Regions from separate parts of the Homo sapiens genome. Here region 1 is linked to region 2. Evidence: chromatin loops called from intact Hi-C (ENCODE). Cell type or tissue: IMR-90. All regions are shown on one strand. Each heading gives the region's core, and the rest is flanking DNA. Links, peaks and the distances in the headings are about the cores only.

Evidence for each region. A loop is a pair of places that touch in the nucleus more often than their neighbours do. Peaks named below come from ENCODE experiments on the same cell type or tissue, not always from the same donor. Only the 100,000 strongest peaks of a DNase experiment are listed, where the experiment ranks them.
Region 1: a loop joins it to region 2, with 2.1 times the contacts of the local background. A loop is called at or near these places in 4 of 110 quality-filtered maps.

The regions. Positions count from the first base shown.
Region 1 is chr2:179,608,413-179,618,337 of GRCh38, forward strand. The region is part of intron 3 of ZNF385B (zinc finger protein 385B); the gene reads right to left. Among named protein-coding and RNA genes, the nearest start is that of MIR1258, 250 kb to the right of the region's middle. In IMR-90, for the core only: no CTCF peak of the experiment used is centred there; a DNase peak (open chromatin) is centred at 3,889; H3K27ac peaks cover 251 bases.
Region 2 is chr2:179,745,411-179,755,335 of GRCh38, forward strand. The region is part of intron 3 of ZNF385B (zinc finger protein 385B); the gene reads right to left. Among named protein-coding and RNA genes, the nearest start is that of MIR1258, 110 kb to the right of the region's middle. In IMR-90, for the core only: a CTCF peak has its summit at 5,971 (motif pointing left); a DNase peak (open chromatin) is centred at 4,101; H3K27ac peaks cover 158 bases.

The sequences.
Region 1 (9,925 bases), core at 747-8,746, 140 kb before region 2:
AGAAGTTTCACATGCAGAACAAACCCACCTGCTGAGTGACCTGCTGTGCCCCTTCCAGACTCATTTTGAAGTCATAGCCAGCACAATATTTCATCGTTTTACAGCTTCCTTTTCTTCATTTATCTTTTCCCCTATTTTTACTCTCCTGGGCTTGTGCTTCTAAATAAAATCAGAATTTTAATCTTTACCTCAGGCTCTTTTCTAGAACAGCGATTCTCAGATTTTAATGTGGATGCAAATCACTCGGGGATATCATAAAATAACATACAGATTCTGTTTCAGGACATCTGGAAATGGACCTGAGACTCTGCATTTTAACAAGCCCCTAAGTGATGACTCACTGTTGGTTTTTTACATAGCAAAGTTCTCAAAGATGAGAATAAGACAGACCTCATCACCATTACAATGTAAGTTCCTGAAGGGCCAAGACTGTGTGTGTGTGTGTGTGTGTGTGTGTGTGTGTGTGTGTGTGTGTGTGTGTGTATTTAATTTCAAATGACCTGGCTTTATTTTCTTTAAAAAAAATTTTTATGAGTACAAAGTAGGTGTATATATTTATGGGGTACATGAGATATTTTGATATAGAAATATAATGCCTAATAATAATATTAAGGTAAATGGGATATCCATCACCTTGAGCATTTATTCTTTCTTTGTGTTACAAATATCTTATTATACTCTTTATAAGAGTATGATATTATTGTAAACTGTAATCATTCGGTTGTGCTATCAAATACTAGATTGTATTCATTCTATCTAACTACATTTTTGTACCCATTAACCATCCCCACTTCCCCTCCCCAACCCTACTACCCTTCCCAGCCTCTGGTGACCACTCATCATTCTACTCTCTGTCTCCATGAGTTCAATTGTGTTAATTTTTAGCTCCCACAGATATGTGAGAACATGTGACGTTTGCTTTTCTGTGCCTGGCTTATTTCACTTAATGTCCTCCAGCTCCATCCATGTTGTTGCAGATGACAGGATCTCATTCTTTTCTATGACTGATTAGTACTCCATTGTGCATTGTGTATATGTACCACATTTTCTTATCCATTAATCTGTCAATGGACACTTAGGTTGGTTCCAAATCTTGGCTATTGTGAACAGTGGTGCAATAAACATGGGAGCACAGGAAACTCCTCCATAGACTGATTTCCTTTCTTTTGGTTATATACCTAGCAGTGGGATTGTTGAATCACATGGTAGCTCTATTTTTAGTTTTTTGAGAAATCTACAAACTATCCTCCATAGTAGCTGTACTAATGTGCATTCCCACCAACAGTGTACAAAGAGTCGCTTCTCTCCATATCCTTGCCAGCATTTGTTCTTGCCTGTCTTTTGAATAAAAGCCATTTTTACTGGAGATATTTCATTGCAGTTTTGATTTGCAGTTCTCTGATGATCAATGATGTTGAGCACCATTTCATATACTTGTGTGCCATTTGTATGTCTTCCTTTGAGAAATGTCTATTCAGATCTTTTGCCCATTTTTAATCAGAATTTTTCTATAGAATTGCTTGAGTTCCATATATATTCTGGTTATTAATCCCATGTCAGATGGATACTTCGCAAATATTTTCTTCCATTTTGTGGGTAATCTCCTCACCTTGTTGATTGTTTGCTTTGCTGTACAGAAGCTTTTTAACTTGGTATGATCTCATTTGTTCATTTTTGCTTTGGTTGCCTGTGCTTGTTGGCTATTACTCAAGAAATCTTTGCCTAATCCATTGTCTTGGATAGTTTCCCCTATGTTTTATTTTACTAGTTTCATAGGTTAAGGTCGTAGTCTTTAATTCATTTTGATTTTATTTTTGTATATGGCAAGAGATAGGGGTCTAGTTTCATTCTTCTGCATATGTATATTCAATTTTCTCAGCACAATTTATTGAAGAGATTATTCTTTCCCCAATCTCTGTTCTTTGCATTTTTGTCAAAATGAGTTCCCTACAGACTTAATGGATTTGTTTCTAGGATCTCTATTCTGTTCCATTGGTCTATGTGTCTATTTTTATGCCAGTATCTTGTTGTTTTGGTTACTATAGATCTGTAATATAATTTGAAGTTAGATACTGTGATTTCTCTAGTTTTGCTTCTGTTGCTCAGGATATCATTGGCTAATCTGGGTCTTTTGTGATTTCATGTAAATTTTAGGATAGTTTTTCTATTTCTGTGAAGAATATCATTGATATTTTGCTGGGGATTGCATTGACTCTGTAGATTGCTTTGGGTAGTATGGACATCTTAACAATATGATTATTCCAATCCATGAACATGAAATATCTTTCCCTGTGTGTGTATTTGTGTGTCTACTCTTCAATGTTGTATAGTTTTCATTGTAGAGATCTTTCACTTCCTTGGTTAATTCCTAGGTATTTAATTTGTAGCCATTGTAAATAAGATTATTTTCTTGATTTCATTTTTAGATTGATCTCTTTTGGCATATAGAAGTGCTACTAATTTTTGTATGTTGATTTTGTATCCTGCAACTTTATTGAATTTGTTTATCAGTTGTACTAGTTTTTTGGTGGACTCTTTAGGATTTTCCAAGTATAAGATTATATCATCTGTAAACAAGGATAATTTGACTTCTTCCTTTCCAATTTAGACGCCCTTTCTTTTATTCTCTTGTCTGATTGCTCTGTCTAGGACTTCCAGTACTATGTTGAATAACAGTGGTGAAAGTAAGCATCCTTTTCATGTTCCATATTTTAGAGAAAAGGATTTCAGTTTTTCCCCATTCATTTTGATACTAGCTGTGGGTCTGTCATATATGGCTTTTATTGTGTTGAAGTATACTCTTTTCATATCCAGTTTTTTGAAGGTTTCTATCACGAAGAGATGTTGAATGTTATCACATGCTTTTTCAGCATCAGTTGACATGATCATATGGTTTATGGTTTTTGTCATTCATTCTCTTGATATATCACATTGATTGATTTGCGTATGTTAAACCATCCTTGAATCCCTGGGATAAACCCCACTTGGTCATCATGGATAATTTTTATCATTGTCATTGAATTCAGTTTGCTAACATTTTGTTGAGGTTTTCTGCATCCACGTTTATCAGGAATATTGGCCGATAGTTCTCTGTTACTGATGTGTCTTTGACTGGTTTTTGTATCAGGGTAATACTGGCCTCGTGGAATGAGTTTGGAAGTATTTCCTCCTCCTATTTGTTTTGAATAGTTTGAATAGGATTGGTATTAGTTCTTTAAATGTTTAGTAAAATTCATCAGTTGTCTCAGGCTTTCCTTTGCTGGGAGACTTTATTATGGCTTTGATCTCATTACTTGTTATTGGTCTGTTCAGGTTTTGAATTTCCTCATGGTTCAATCTTGGTAGGTTGTATGTGTCTAGGAATTTATTGATTTATTCTAGGCTTTCCAATTTATCAGCATATAGTTGCTGATAGTAGCCTCTAATGATCCCTTGAGTTTTTGTGGTATCGATTGTAATGTCTCCTTTTCCACCTCTAATTTTATTTATTTGGGTCTCTTCCTCCTTCCCTTTCTCTCCCTTCTTATTCTCCCCCATCTCCTCTTCCACCTCCTACTTCTTCTCCTCTTCTTGTTCTTTTGTTTAGTCTGGTGAGAGATTCTGATAAATACTGCAGTATTTCAATTGCATTTTTTAATTCCAGAATTTCTGATTCTTAATCATTTTAATTTATTTGTTAAATTTACCTCCTAGGATTCTGAATTCCTTTTCAGTGTTATCTTAAATTTCATTGAGTTTCTTCAAAACTGCTATTTTTAGTTCTCTGTCTGAAAGGTCATATATCTCTATCTCTCCAGGATTGGTCCTTGATGCCTTATTTAGTTTGTTTGGTGAGGTCATGTTTTCCTGGATGGCCTTAATGCGTGTGGATGTTTGCCAGTGTCTGGTATTTAAGAGCTAAGTATTTATTGCAGTCTTCACAGTCTGAGTTTGTTTGTATGCATCCTTCTTGGAGAGGCTTTCCAAGTATTTGAAGAACTTGGCTGTTGTAATCTAAGTTTTTGGTCTCTGCAGCCTGTCTGAATTAAGGGGCACTCCAAGCCCAGTAATGCTGTAGCTCTTGCAGACTTGTAGGGGCACTGTCTTGGTGGTCTTGGATAAGATGTAAAAGAATTCTCTGGATTATCAGGCAGATACTCTTGTTCTCTTCCCTTACTTTCTCACAAACTAATGGAGTCTCTCCCTCTCTGTGCTGAGTTATCTGGAGCTGGGGGATGGGTGACACAAGCACCACCACTGGGACTGCGCTGTGTCAGACCTGAAGCCAGCATGGTGCTGGGTCTTGCAGAAGGCCTGCAGTAACCACTGCCTGGCTATCACCTATGTTTGCTCAATGCCCTGGGGCTCTAAAATCAGCCCCAGGTGGGCTGGCGGCAAAGCCAGCCAGGCTTATGTCCTTCCCTTCAAAGTAGTGAGTTCTCTGCAGCCCTGGGAACGTCTAGAGATGCCATCCAGGAGCCAGGATCTGAGTCAGAAACCTTAGGAATCTACTTGGTGTTCTATGCTATGAGGCTGAGCTGAAAGCCAAGCCACAAGAAAAAAATCTTTCCCATTCTTCCTTTCCCTTCGCATAAGCAGAAGAGTCTCTCCCTGTAGCCATCACTGTCCTATATCCACAACAAGTATCGGCTGGCTACTGCCAATGTTCACTCAAATCTTAAGAGCTCTTCAGTGATCTCATGGTGAATGCGGCCAAGCCTGGGATTCTCCCTTCTGGGCAATGGGCTCCCCTATGGCCCAGGGAAGGTCCAGAAATGCTTTTCCAGAGCCAAACCCTGGAACTGAGGACCCAAGAGCCCTCTTGGTGTTCTACCAACTGTGGCCGAGCTGGTACCTAAGCTCCAAGACAAAGTCTCCTTTACTCTTCCCTCTCCTTTTCTCAAGCAGGAGTGTCTCTCCATAGCGACCACAGCTGGGAATGTAATGGATCACACCTGAAGCCAGCACATCTTTGAGTCTCACCCAAGGCCCATCTCTGAGTCTCACCCAAGGCCCACGGCAAGTACTACCTGGGTCACTGCTGATTATTCAGGGCCCAAGGGCTCTTTAGTCAGCAGGTGATGCATCCTGACAGGTCTGGGTCCTTTCCTTCAAGGCAGTAGGTTCCCCTTCTGAACCAGGGTGTGTCTAGAAATGTCATCCAGAAGCTAAGGACTAGAATGGGGCCTTAGGACTCTGCTTGGTGCCCTATCCTACTATGGTGGAGTTGGTGTCCAAGTTGCAAAAGAAAGTCCTCTTTACTCTTCCTTCTTCTCTCAAGTGGAGGAAAGGAGTCTCTCCAAAACTGCAAACTGCACTGTCTGTGATTGGGGGAGGGGTAGTGCAAGCACTTCCTTGGCCAACCCAGCTCATTCCTCACTAGCACCAGGACTTGCCCAAGAATTGCATTCTTGGTGACCTAGACTGCCTTTTAAGTTTATTTAGAACCCCAGAACACTTTATTCTGTGGTGGCAAGGCTTGCCAGAACTCAGCTTCTGACTGCTGAGATGTATGATTGCCCTCTGGCTAGGGCTGGTCTAAACGCTCCCTCCTTGGGCGCCAGCTGAGTTCTGCCTGGTGTTGTTTTCTGTTGTGACAGGGCAGCACTGAGTTCCAATGCAAAGTCCTATATCACTATGGTCTCCCTCCCGCAAATGCACAGATTCTCTTTCTGTGACACACGGCTGCTGCCAAGGGATGGAGGAAGGGTGGTGCTGGCTACTCAAGATTATCTTTCCTACCCTCTTCAGTGCCTCTTTCAGTGATATGAAGTTAAAATCAGGAGCTGTGATCACTCCCCGGATTTTTTGCTTTTATGAAGGTGTTTTTTGTGTGAATAGTTGTTCAATTTGGTGTTCCTGTGGGGAGAGCAACTGACGAGGGCTTCTAGTCGGCCACCTTGCTCCACTTCTGTATTTTTTTTCTCACTGTTCTATCCCCTGAATCTACAACAATGCTTGGAATGTTGGAAGTGCTCTATAGATACTTGTTGACTGAATCATAAATGAATGAATTTTCCTAGATGACTTTTAGCAGTTTGTAGTCATAATGAACATTTCTAATTTTAACATTTAAACTTCTAGGGTAAATTATATTGTCTGAAAGGGGTTTTCTGTTTTTCTGCTGATTGACAAGTAAATGTCAAATGCCAAATATAGCTATACACTTGTATTACTCCAGTATCAAGGAGGTAAAGCCAAAAGCCAATAAAATGGTAGAGTTACATTTAGAATTTGGTTGCTGGTATGAAAGCACAGATTGACAGTACTGAGGTATCTAGTTCATGAATGCTTCTGCTGGATTTCCAAAGGTCAACCCTACTCTTAAAAGCTTGGTCTTCCGTCAGGGGCTAGAGAGCAAAGAGAAGTGTGAAGTATGCTTAAGATCCATTATATCAGTAGCATCTCATATTTACACACCCAGCACTTCATTTTTCATACAATACCTTTTATTATAGAGGGTAAATGGCAGTTTTCTGCTGAATTTTAAAATAGTGCATCATGTATAATTCATAAAAACTGCCAGTAGCATCAACATCCTCCTCTGGTATTTGTCCTACTTAAGAAATGTCACATATTAGACTTCTGTGATAGGTGTTATGCCTGCTATTGGGTGCAACTGACCTTGTCCTCCTGTCCCTTCCATCACTACCAACAATCATCTGGACATTTAAGATTTTTTAGCTGACAACGTCAGCAGCTATCCTTTTCTTGTTACACTTTTACTGCTGTCATAGAGACATGGAAGCAGCTGAATAGTTTTCACATATGGAGTTCCTGAGGAAGGGATGATATTAATCATGCTAGTATATGTCACTAAATTTGTTTCTAAATGATGGCATCAAGGTCAGGATCTTGTACTTGAATCTTAAGGGATTTCCAAAGACGATAAGAAGAGTTTCTACCAGGAACTCTTATTTGGAAGTATTCTCTATTATATAGTGTTTCTTAAAGTGTGGTCCTTGTACCAGCAGGAGAAGCAATATCCCAGAACTTGTTAAAAATGCATGTTATTGGGCTCCATCCCAGACCTAACAAATCAGAAACTCTGTAGTCCATGTTTTAACAAGTCCTCTAAGTAATCCTGATGCAGACTAATGTTTGAAAACTACTTCTGTATTAGGTATTTTCCTGGTTCTAAAATAAAATAGCTTTAATGGGAAAAATCAAGGTGCTCTAGAATCTAGAGATAAACTAAATACAGGATATTCTGCACAGAAATTTTTGAAAATCTGTTATAGAACAGTGTTTTTAGAACCGGGCTTGTAAGTTATAGAACAGTGTTTTTAGCACTGGGCTTGAACTATGGCTCTGTAGAAGAGGTACTTATTGAAAATACACAAGCCTTGACCTTACCCAGACCTAGGGAATCAGACTGTCTGGGCTGGAGCTGATTTCCTGCTAAAGGGCACCTTAGATGGTTCTGAGGCACCAAGTATAAAAATAAAGTACAGCACATGTTAGTTACCATCAGTAATCTCTGGGTGATGGGACCAAGAATGATCTTTATTTTATAAACATTTTTGAATTTTCTGAGTTAGATGCAATGATCGCATATTCATTTTATAATCAGAAAACAATAATAAGACAATTATTTTAAAAGGACGATAGCATATAGAATAGTATTTAATCATCTTGGAGATCTGATAAATTGAGGAGTTTATATGTGAAGAACTCAGATCCTGGAGTAGGATTGTCTGGTTCAAATCCTAGAGGCTTACATATTAGCTGTGTAACTTCCCTTCTAAGAACCTCAGTTTCCTCATCTCTTAAGCAGAGATAGTAATAATAGTGTTTGTTTCATAGGGCTATTGTGGGAATCAAATGAGAGTACTTAGTACAATGCTTGGCACACAATGAGAACTCAAAATGTTAGTTACTAGTAATACAAGGATATCTACATTTTATGGTTTTTTATGACAGTATGTTTTATAGCTAGTCTTACTCTCCTTCTCTTTTTGAGACAGAGTCTTGCTCTGTCACCCAGGCTGGAGTGCAGTGGCACAATCTTGGCTCACTGCAACCTCCACCTCCCAGGTACAAACGATTCTCTCGCCTCAGCCTCCTGAGTAGCTGAGACTACAGGTGTATGTCACCACGCCGGGCTAATTTTTTGTATTTTTAGTAGAGATGGGGCTTTCTCTAAAAGACATATTAATCAATGAATCAATTAGGTTTGTTTTTTTCAGACAGTGTCCCACTGTGTCACCCAGGCTGGAGTGCAGTGGTGCGATCATAGCTCCCTGCAGCCTTTAACTCCTGGGATCAAACAATCTTCTCACCTCAGCCTCCTGAGTAGCTGGTACCACAGTTGCATGCTGCCAGGCCCGGCTAATTTTTTTTATTTTCTGGGAAGACAGGGTCTCGCTATGTTGCCCAGGCTCATCTTGAACCTCTGGGCCCAAGAAATCCTCCTGCCTTAGCCTCCCAAAATGCTGGGATTATAGGCGTGAGCCACCGCACCTGGCCCAATCAATCAGTTTTTATTGTAATTAGACTCCCGCTCCCCTCATCTGCCTCTTATTTCTTGCTGTGACTCTCACTCCACTCTCCCTCCTCTTTACAAAAAGCTGCATCTCAGTTCTCCTTACATTTAGTGACTACAGCCTTCATATTTCCACTTGTCCCCCTTTTAGTGTGGTGTCTGTTACCTTTGCCATTTTTATTTGATCCCCAAAGTTGCAACTACCAATTTTCTCTTGGCATTTAATAAACAGCTGCTAAATTCTCTTAAAAGTTCAGCATCAACAGCTATATGTTTGTCTTGGATATAATTAATGATTCAGTTTCTGAAGCTCTGTCAAATAGAAGACTTCTGAGTCTCCGGTTAATAATTGATTTAAAAAATATTCTTTCTGGGTTTGTAAATCCAAGGCAGGGACTGATGCTGCACCTGATGCACCCCAGCTGGGTGCTCTTGCAGTTGCTGTTTTTAGGTCTGGAGCACAGCTACGCCTTTCTTTTTCAAAGGAAGAATAGTGTGTGTTGAAAGCCTAGTACCACCTGATTGGGTTCTTTTTATTTCTCCTAGATTTAATCAGAAAATTGTAAAGCATTGAGAAAAGGAGCTTGGAAGAAAAATGCATCAACTTTCTATTTTCTGGAGTACTTTTATATTGAAAAAAAGCTTTAAGGCAGTGTTTTTCGATTTTAGTGTGCATGAGAATCACCTGGAAGGCTTATTAAAACACAGACTGGTGGGTTCCACTTCAGAGTTTATGCTTCTGTACGCCTAGGAGGAGGCCTGAAAACTGGCCTTTCTTACAAGTCCTCATGTGGTACTGATGCTGCTAGTTCAGGGACATCAATTTGAGAACTATTCTTTAAAAAATGTAGATTCAGGGGGTACATGTGCTTGTTTGTTACATGAGTATTACCTGCATACTGGTGGGGGTTGGGCTTCTAGTATACCCATCATCCAAATATTGGCCATTATACCAAGGAGGTAATTTTCAACCCTTCTAGAGAGAACTACTCTTAAAGAATGTACCCATAAGAATCTTGAGAACTTGATCCCCCTAAATAGGGAGGAAAGTTAGCATTAGCTATGCTAGGAGCCTTCTAATCACACGTTTCTCCCGTGCTCACTCTCTCTTCTTCTTCCTGATTATTATTACTCATGTCTGCCAATTGTAGCCTGAGAAAGAGGGAACAAAAGAAACATGTGATTAGAAGGCTCCTACTTTAGCATTAATAATACTAATTTTTCCTCCCTGTTTCAGGGACCAAGAAAATGATCACTCTTATACTCATTAAATTCCCAAGCCTTATCAAGGAAGAATAAAAAAACATTTTATCTGTTACCTTAGAGAGATTATCAGTTTACTAATGATTATAATTTTAGTAGCAAAGTCTAAAACTGAGCTCTACTATTGCCAACCTCTGTATTCTTGCCTACTTATTTCTCAGCCCTACATACCTTTTCATGGTCAATATCTATGGTTCA
Region 2 (9,925 bases), core at 990-8,989:
GCATAATATCACTGACTTGTTCAGAATGTTTAAAATGCAAAGGAAGTCACCTACTGGTAAGATGTCCTCGGCAAACAGCTAGCACAGAAAGAAAGGGATGGTTATCACACCCATGTAAGGAGTTACTTCGCAACAAAATTAAAGAATCATATATTTTGCTCTTCAGCTTTGCTCCTTCAGATGTGTCAGCACAATGTGATAAACACAATTGAGGACTCCACAGGATTCAGCATAACATACAAAAGAATCTGTTACTGACATCCCAGACCCCAGCATCCAAGTTTTAGAATAAAAACGCTCACCTCTGCTAGGAAGTCCACTCCACATCCTGGCAGGGCTCTCACCAGCTTCAAGAGCAACCAAGTTGGATAAACAAAACTTCCAGTATGTGACCAGGATAATGCACAGCGCTACCGAGACTTGGCTCCAGCCCTGATTATCTGTGTGACAGCACCACGTTATATCAGTGCCGCTCCAAGCCTTCCCAGTTGCTGGCTTATTGCACTGCTCATTGAAAATCCTTTACATGCTGGCAACATTTTAGGGAAGGACAAGCACACTCTGAGTCATTTGTAAAGAAAGCAGAGCAATTTCAATTCTATATCTCCATGTGTGCTGAAACCAGAAGCACTGTCAATGTACAAGTCTGAGGTGGATTTATGCTGAGAAACAGGCAACCTAAGCCTTCATTATCAATGCATGAAATCAGCCACTGTGATCAAATTCAAGCAAACCACAAGAAGGATGTGATTATGAAAGTCTCCACAGATTTAGCACCAAACCTTGTGGAATAAAGAATCATCTATTGAAATTGTGTAAATGTTAAAAATAGCTCTGGCTTTTCAACAATGAGCAGGATACAGGGAAGAAATCAGTAGTCTATATTACGAGGACTTATAAAGGCTGCATAAATCAAAATAGCTGTAGGTTCCTGGGACTTCGCTATAGACAAATGAAATCACTGGAGACTATGACAATTATAACAAAAATAATTCCATATATTTGACATAGATGTCCATTAAAGGGCAAATCAAACATCCTTTAACTCCTAAGTGCCCATCTCTAAATTAAAATAATGGTGATAGTTAAAAATGTGCGATGCTATGCTAGCACCAGGACAAAATACCATCAATTTTATTCTAAGATAATTTCATAAACAATAGAGATTTAAATCTATTCTGTGTAACAATAAACATGCAAGATAGATATTTTAACACTATAATCTTTGCTCATTATTTTAAAAAATCTATAGTTCATTAAACCCATGTATTTTTATCCCAACTACCCCCAAATTTATACTTTTGCTTTTTATAATCCTTTCTGTTTTGTTACTAAAATATAAGATGCAAGAGCTACTGGACATCGTCTTTAGAAGACACAAGGTCAGAAAGCAGTATTAGATATACCCCAGAAATACATATACCCCAGAAAGCAGTAGCAGTGCTTTGAGATCACAAAATATACAGATTTGACATGTGCATGCAAACTGCAAAGCAAAAAAGAAATAAAATGTTTATTAAAAATCACAAAAGTAAACTGGAAGAAATTCCTAGGAGGCAACATTGACAACACATTTAAGGTTCTATTCAATTTTTTAAAAAGGGTTTTAGGTTCTCATTGAGACTCTGAAGGCCAGACAAACTAGAATCCAGTAAAGGCAATTCCTGATTTGAGGATCTCCTATAAATGACTGGGTTCAGTTCTAGTAATCCTACCAGCTCTGAGATGACACATTTAGAAGTGTCTACAATATGAAACATCTGTGTAAAACTAAGCAGCACACATTTACGTAACACAGCATTCTGGAGCAACATTAAACACAGCACTCTCATGGGCATTCTCACTATGTCCCCATATGGAAAGTTGACTCCTTACGGGCTGCTGGTTAGATGCCCTTGCTTGGAGACAGATTAGACACACGATTGGATATGCACATGCGTGTGCGTATACATATACCTATGCCATTGAACACAATTGCCCCTCACAGTCACTTTTGCCACCTGAATTCTATTTGTCACCTGAAGCCCCTAGGGCAACATTTGAATGTATTATGAGAAAAGGCATTGGGCATCATTGACTTTGCAATTGTTCAGTGTCCTCTCTCTCTTCTGTCCTCTCTGCCTCACCCAACACACACATAAACTTTCCTTCGAAAATAGTCATAGGAATAGTTCATGAGAGATTGTATGCCTAAAAATCTTTTTATTATTACCACACATGAAGCTCCCTAGTAATAAGATAAAAGTTTAAAATTAAACCAGGATATTTGATTATACGCCAATCCCTTATCTAAAACCCTTCGGGCTTGATGCATTTCAGAATTCAAACGTTTTCAGATTTTAGAAAGGTAATACTCTACGTATGCCAGGAATTATATAATGCCTCCAGTGGCAGATGTTATATAATGCCGCACTGGGGTCTGGGGCAACAACTCTATAATCAGACACATTAACATTCTATAGCAAAACCTGTGCATATTCATACTCATTGGGATAAATAAATGCTATAATTTAAGCTCACATTAGTTCATGTCACGTTTTCCCATCAATATGAATTATAAAATCTTCCAGTTCTCACTGCTTCTTGGATTTCGGAAATTGCAAGTAAGAGATTGTGGACTGTATAAATGTTTACCTAAACTGCTAGAAAGTTATGGATTGGGAAATGGTACCTAAGCAGATGTTCTCTTGCTTAGGCAAGAAATCTGGAGGGTAGTGTTACTTTAATGGATGGGCAAAAATATGAGGGAAGGTGCTGTTAAGAATGAGACACAAAGCAGAGCAGATATGTGGCAATAATGCACGATGACAAAACTAGGACATGGAAAAGATAGGCAAGAAGAAGCCACTTAAAATGACTGAATCAAAAAAAAATACAAAACATAATAATAATAGTACTCATTGATCACCTAAACTCTATACCCACTAGTGTGAAAGGCACTTGACATAAGTATTTTTTTAGCAACCTACCTTAATTTTCAAAAGGAAATTTTAAAAGGACACATGTATTTCAGAGGGAGGCAAAACATTGGGTTATCTCACCCTCTTCTCATTGTACCCAAAAGCAAAATATCCATAATGTTAAACAGTGCATGTGACACTGTCAGACACAAACAAAAAAATAACCTTTGCCTTATGAAGTAAAGATTTCTGTTTTATTTGTATATGCTATAAACTACTTGCAATAGAGGTTCTTTAAAATCAGTTTTAGAAAAAAGTAGCAATATTTTCTGCCATCAAGAGCCAACTGTTTAGTTTTAAAATCCATTTTAAAAACAAATGTTCTCAAAAAACAAGAATAATGTGTTGCATTTGCTTGGAGTCTTTCTTATGACTACACTTCCCAAATAAATACTTTTCTTTCAGTACATTAAAGAACTTTAATATAGCAGAGCATTGACACTACACTTAAGATTTTGGGTCAATAGAACATCCGCTGTCTTCAAAGAGCATTTCCTGGGTGCCTTTTGGGGCCTAGACCTGCACTGGGGAAGTGTCCAGGTGGCATTTATGTGAAGAGGGGTCTTTCTATTCACTGAACAAACTAGACTGGAATGTGTGGCTCTTAGTATCTAGAACACAATCACAAAGTCATTTTCTATCTGAAGAAGGAAACTGCATTTATTTTTTTGACAATACAACATAATTTGGTGAATTCTTCTTTTTTTTAGCAACCAAAATGGTGCCCTGAAGGTTTGATGGAGTTACAGCAGCTTCCAAAAGTAACTTACTATCCTATAAGATGAGTAACACTTCAGGGCTATGATTTAAAAAAAAAGCTCCCTATACCTTTCACATCAAGTCCATTAAATAATAGATAAATACTCAGTGTCTACAGGACAACAGTCTCTGGATTGCAGTGCAGGCTCACCAGAGGGCAAGCTCTTGAAATGAAGTGTGTTAACATTATGTGTGAGTGCCAGCACACTCTGCCCATTAAAAAGTACAATATCCAGCCCTTCCACCTCCTCCAAACTCCATGTAATCAGAAGAGCAAATATGTTTCACAGCTGGCCCAAAAACCAGCTCGAGAAAAACCATTAGGTGCCAAGGACATATACCAACCATATGGTCAGCTGTAACATTCCAGAGGGATGTCTAACCCAGAACACTGTCCAACAGCCTCCTTGGCTGTAACACTGTTAAGATGTGAAAGTCAAATGTCTGTGTGAAGAAAGCTGGTCAGTCCAAGTGAAAATACATTCATCCCCCCAGTGGAAATTGAACTCACTAATTACCACTGGGCTTGGCTCACTACTGAAAACCCTTCTCCCCAGATTAGTTTAAAATGGGTAACACTTCTATTCCAGGCAGACACCAAGGTTTTAAATATGCCTTTGATGATTTAAATCACTCAGACATGTAAACACTTGCCATGATTGTCTAAGACTCAGTTTCCACACTGAAAGGTGTATTTGGTTTTCAAAATCTAAAAACCAAGACTTAATATTAAGCAACTCTTATCTTTTAATACATATAATATGTAAAAGTTTATATTCAGAAGCATTCTTAAAGAAAAAGATAATCCGTCCTTCACTAAAAAAGGGTCAACCACTCCTTTTAATCATTTTATCAAACTTCCATTCAAACTCTTTTATGTATCAATCCCTTAGAGTTCTGTACTTAATCCACACACTTGTATAATCCACACCCTTGTTTGACAGTTTTTAACCACATGTACAGAATATGGAGATGTTCTATAATGACTTTGCCAAGTCTATGTCAGGTATAGTTTTAGATTTCTGACACCATTGAAAACGGCTGGAGCTCTGTCTCAAATTCAAAGCATTTGTGCAGCAGGAGGTGGTTAGAGTTGTAACTTGAGACTTCATCCTATTTCCAAAATTCTCTACTCTCATTCCCAAGGAACTTCAATCTCAATAAACCCTACAATATCAGTCTCAATTAAATTTATCTGGGGAGAACAGATAAAGGGTACCAACTCTTATCCTTGCTTTGAAGAATAGAGTCAGGATTTTGTAAAATACTTGGAAACTAAACAGTGATCAATTCTCAGTAAGACAATGACTTAGAAAAGTATATCAGTATTCCTTCTACTATATGTATCATCACCAGGTCTGAAGTACTACAAGTGAGAGACAATTCCTGAGTGCTCTTATAAGGACCTGTGACTTATACAAAGAAAAGCGGATGCCCTATTTTCAAAGGTGTAATCTGACATATTTTGACCAAGGCCTTTTCCCCTTCTAAGTCTGTCCCTTCACTAAAAACCATAAGTCATATGGGCTCTATCCAATACATGGATTGTATAATAATTATTCTATGAAACGAGTTTTCTGAACTTACTAATTAAGAGGTTTAAAGAAATAAGTATATTGTAAATACTTTAACCCACCTACCTCACACTGAAATGATTTACTTATCTAGTGCACTTACTGGTAGAAACGCAATGATTTGTTATACATTCACCATGGTAATTATATTTGCAAAAGTCAGATATTTTGGTTGAATGATAAATGGCAAGTTGATTCATCAAAAATTAAGTGAAAGCAAGCATTTAAAACTATGTGTTTCTACTGAAAAGGTAAAATACATTATCATACTGATGCATTCTAGCCTTGTCTCTAAATCTGTCATGCAAACCAAAGGTTGCATCATTTAAAATTAATGTTCATTCCTGATATCTCTTAAAATGGAGATTTTTTCCAGACATGGACAATATTAATATATTTAAGTAGTAATTTTTATTCCTGAAAACTAAAGAAAGATCTCTCCTGCTCTTCCCACCCTCCCCACCCCCTGCCATGTCTCCCCTACAGATTCTGCCTACTGCATACAAGGTGCTCAGTCTTTCAAATGAGCATGATCCTGCCCACACATGCATGTCCACACATCCTCACTCCTTGGTGTGGTATTTCTTGCTTTCCATACTCATTAATAATAAGTTCCATCAGAATATTGATGTGGGCAAGGGAGTGAAGAAACTATCATACTTTCAATATACTCATGGCACCATCTTGTGGTAATTCTGTGGTATCGCGTTTTCAAGTTTAATTTTTAAAGTTCTTCAAAAATTTCTGGGAAAACATATTTGAGGATAAATTTAACATTTTAAATATGCATGAGATGCAATGTGATAAATCTGGCCTATGTATTTAAAACCCTACACACATATTTTAAGAGTTATAATACCTATCATTAATGTCCTGACCCCAGAAGCCATTTAATACCAATAACTGTTTCTTGAATGTAGAATAGGAATGAAATTAAGAAATCTTTAAGGGAGACGGGGAAAACAATAACAGAGGATCCTGGGGGCGTCAAAGAACAGTACAGACTATAGCAGCAAGAAAAAAATAAAATTATGTATAACACTCCAACTGACAACCCATTTTCCAATCCTGCTGTCCATTCCCACATCCAAACTACTACTCCACTTCCTGCTGCAAAATACCCAGGTTTTATTACCCTTATCTTCTCCCCCATCCAAAATGTCCTGACTTTAAAATCTACTCAAGCTCATTTTAAAATCTCTTTTTTTAATTTATTTACTAATTGAATTTTAGTTTCTTTTTATTATTATACTTTAAGTTCTAGGGCACATGTGCACAACGTGCAGGTTTCTTACATATGTATACATGTGCCATGTTCGTGTGCTGCACCCATTAACTCGTCATTTACATTAGGTATATCTCCTAATGTTATCCCTCCCCCTCTCCCCACCCCACGACAGGCCCCGGTGTGTGATGTTCCCCTTCCTGTGTCCAAGTGTTCTCATTGTTCAATTCCCACCTATGAGTGAGAACACGTGGTGTTTGCTTTTTTGTCCATGTGATAGTTTGCTGAGAATGATGGTTTCCAGCTTCATCCATGTCCCTTCAAAGGACGTGAACTCATCATTTTTTATGGCTGCATAGTATTCCATGGTGTATATATGCCACATTTTCTTAATCCAGTCTATCATTGATGGACATTTGGGTTGGTTCCAAGTCTTTGCTATTGTGAATAGTGCCACAATAAACATATGTGTGCATGTGCCTTTATAGCAGCAGGATTTATAATCCTTTGGGTATATACCCAGTAATGGGATAGCTGGGTCAAATGGTATTTCTAGTTCTAGATCCTTGAGGAATTGCCACACTATCTTCCACAATGGTTGAACTAGTTTACAGTCCCACCAACAGTGTAAAAGTGTTCCTGTTTCTCCACATCCTCTCCAGCACCTGTTGTTTCCTGACTTTTTAATGATCGCCATTCTAACTGGTGTGAGATGGTATCTCATTGTGGTTTTGATTTGCATTTCTCTGATGTCCAGTGATGATGAGCATTTTTTCATTTGTCTGGCTGCATAATTGTCTTCTTTTGAGAAGTGTCTGTTCATATACTTCACCCACTTTGTGATGGGGTTGTTTGTTTTTTTCTTGTAAATTTGTTGGGAGTTCTTTGTAGATTCTGGATATTAGCCCTTTGTCAGATGAGTAGATTGCAAAAATTTTCTCCCATTCTGTGGGTTGCCTATTCACTCTGATGGTAGTTTCTTTTGCTGTGCAGAAGCTCTTTAGTTTAATTAGATCCCATTTGTCAATTCTGGCTTTTGTTGCCATTGCTTTTGGTGTTTTAGTCATGAAGTCTTTGCCCAAGCCTATGTCCTGAATGGTATTGCCTAGGTTTTCTTCTAGGGTTTTTATGGTTTTAGGTCTAACATTTAAGTCTTTAATCTATCTTGAATTAATTTTTGTATAAGGTGTAAGGAAGGGATCTAGTTTCAGCTTTCTACATATGGTTAGCCAATTTGCCCAGCACCATTTGTTAAATAGGGAATCATTTCCCCATTTCTTGTTTTTGTCAGGTTTGTCAAAGATCAGATAGTTGTAAATGTGTTGTATTATTTCTGAGGGCTCTGTTCTGTTCCATTGGTCTATATATATCTCTGTTTTGGTACCAGTACCATGCTGTTTTGGTTACTGTGGCCTTGTAGTATAGTTTGAAGTCAGGTAGCGTGATGCCTCCAGCTTTGCTCTTTTGGCTTAGGATTGTCTTGGCAATGTGGGCTCTTTTTTGGTTCCATATGAACTTTAAAGTAGTTTTTTCCAATTCTGTGAAGAAAGTCACTGGTAGCTTGATAGGGATAGCATTAAATCTATAAATTACCTTGGGCTTTATGGCCATTGTCACGATATTTATTATTCCTATCCATGACCATGGAATTCTTCCATTTGTTTGTTTCCTCTTTCATTTCGTTGAGCAGTGGTTTGTAGTTCTCCTTGAAGAGGTCCTTCACATCCCTTCTAAGATGGATTCCTAGGAATTTTATTTTCTTTGAAGCAATTGTAAATGGGAGTTCACTCATGATTTGGCTCTCTGTCTGTTATTGGTGTATAAGAATGCTTGCGATTTTTGCACATTGATTTTATATCCTGAGACTTTGCTGAAGATGCTTATCAGCTTAAGGAGATTTTGGGCTGAGACGATGGGGTTTTCTAAAGACACAATCATGTCATCTGCAAACAGGGACAATTTGACTTCCTCTTTTCCTAATTGAATACTCTTTATTTCTTTCTCCTGCCTGATTTCCCTGGCCAGAACTTCCAACACTGTGTTGAATAGGAGTGGTGAGAGAGGGCATCCCTGTCTTGTGCCAGTTTTCAAAGGGAATGCTTCCAGTTTTTGCCCATTCAGTATGATATTGGCTGTGGGTTTGTCATAAATAGCTCTTATTATTTTCAGATACGTCCCATCAATACCTAATTTATTGAGAGTTTTTAGCATGAAGGGCTGTCGAATTTTGTCAAAGGCCTTTTCTGCATCTACTGGGATAATCATGTGGTTTTTGTCTTTGGTTCTGTTTATATGCTGTATTACATTTATTGATTTGCATATGTTGAACCAGCCTTGCATCCCAGGGATGAAGCCCAGTTGATCATGGTGGATAAGCTTTTTGATGTGCTGCTGAATTCGGTGTGCCAGTATTTTATTGAGGATTTTTGCATTGATATTCATCAGGGATATTGGTCTAAAATTCTCTTTTTTGCTGTGCCTCTACCAGGCTTTGCTGTCAGGATAATGCTGTCCTCATAAAATGAGTTAGGGAGGATTCCCTCTTTTTCTATTGATTGGAATAATTTCAGAAGGAATGGTACCAGTTCCTCCTTGTACCTCTGGTAGAATTTGGCTGTAAATCCATCTGTCCTGGACTTTTTTTGGTTGATAGGCTATTAAATATTGCCTCAATTTCAGAGCCTGTTATTGGTCTCTTCAGAGATTGAACTTCTTCCTGGTTTAGTCTTGGGAGGGTGTATGTGTCCAGGAATTTATCCATTTCTTCTAGATTTTCTAGTTTATTTGCATACAGGTGTTTATAGTATTCTCTGATGGTAGTTTGTATTTCTTTGGGATCGGTGGTGATATCCCCTTTATCATTTTTTATTATGTCTATTTGATTCTTCTCTCTTTTCTTCTTTATTAGTCTTGCTAGTGGTCTATCAATTTTGTTGATCTTTTCAAAAAACCAGCTCTTGGATTCATTGGTTTTTTGAAGGGTTTTTTGTGTCTCTATCTCCTTCACTTCTGCTCTGATCTTACTTATTTCTTGCCTTCTGCTAGCTTTTGAATGTGTTTGCTCTTGCTTCTCTAGTTCTTTCGATTGTGATGTTAGGGTGTCAATTTTAGATGTTTCCTGCTTTCTCTTGTGGGCATTTAGTGCTATAAATTTCCCTCTACACACTGCTTTAAATGTGTCCCAGAGATTCTGGTATGTTGTGTCTTTGTTCTCATTGGTTTCAAAGAACATCTTTATTTCTGCCTTCATTTCATTATGTACCCAGTAGTCATTCAGGAGCAGGTTGTTCAGTTTCCATGTAGTTGAGTAGTTTTGAGTGAGTTTCTTAATCCTGAATTCTAGTTTGATTGCACTGTGGTCTGAGAGACAGTTTGTTATAATTTCTGTTCTTTTACATTTGCTGAGG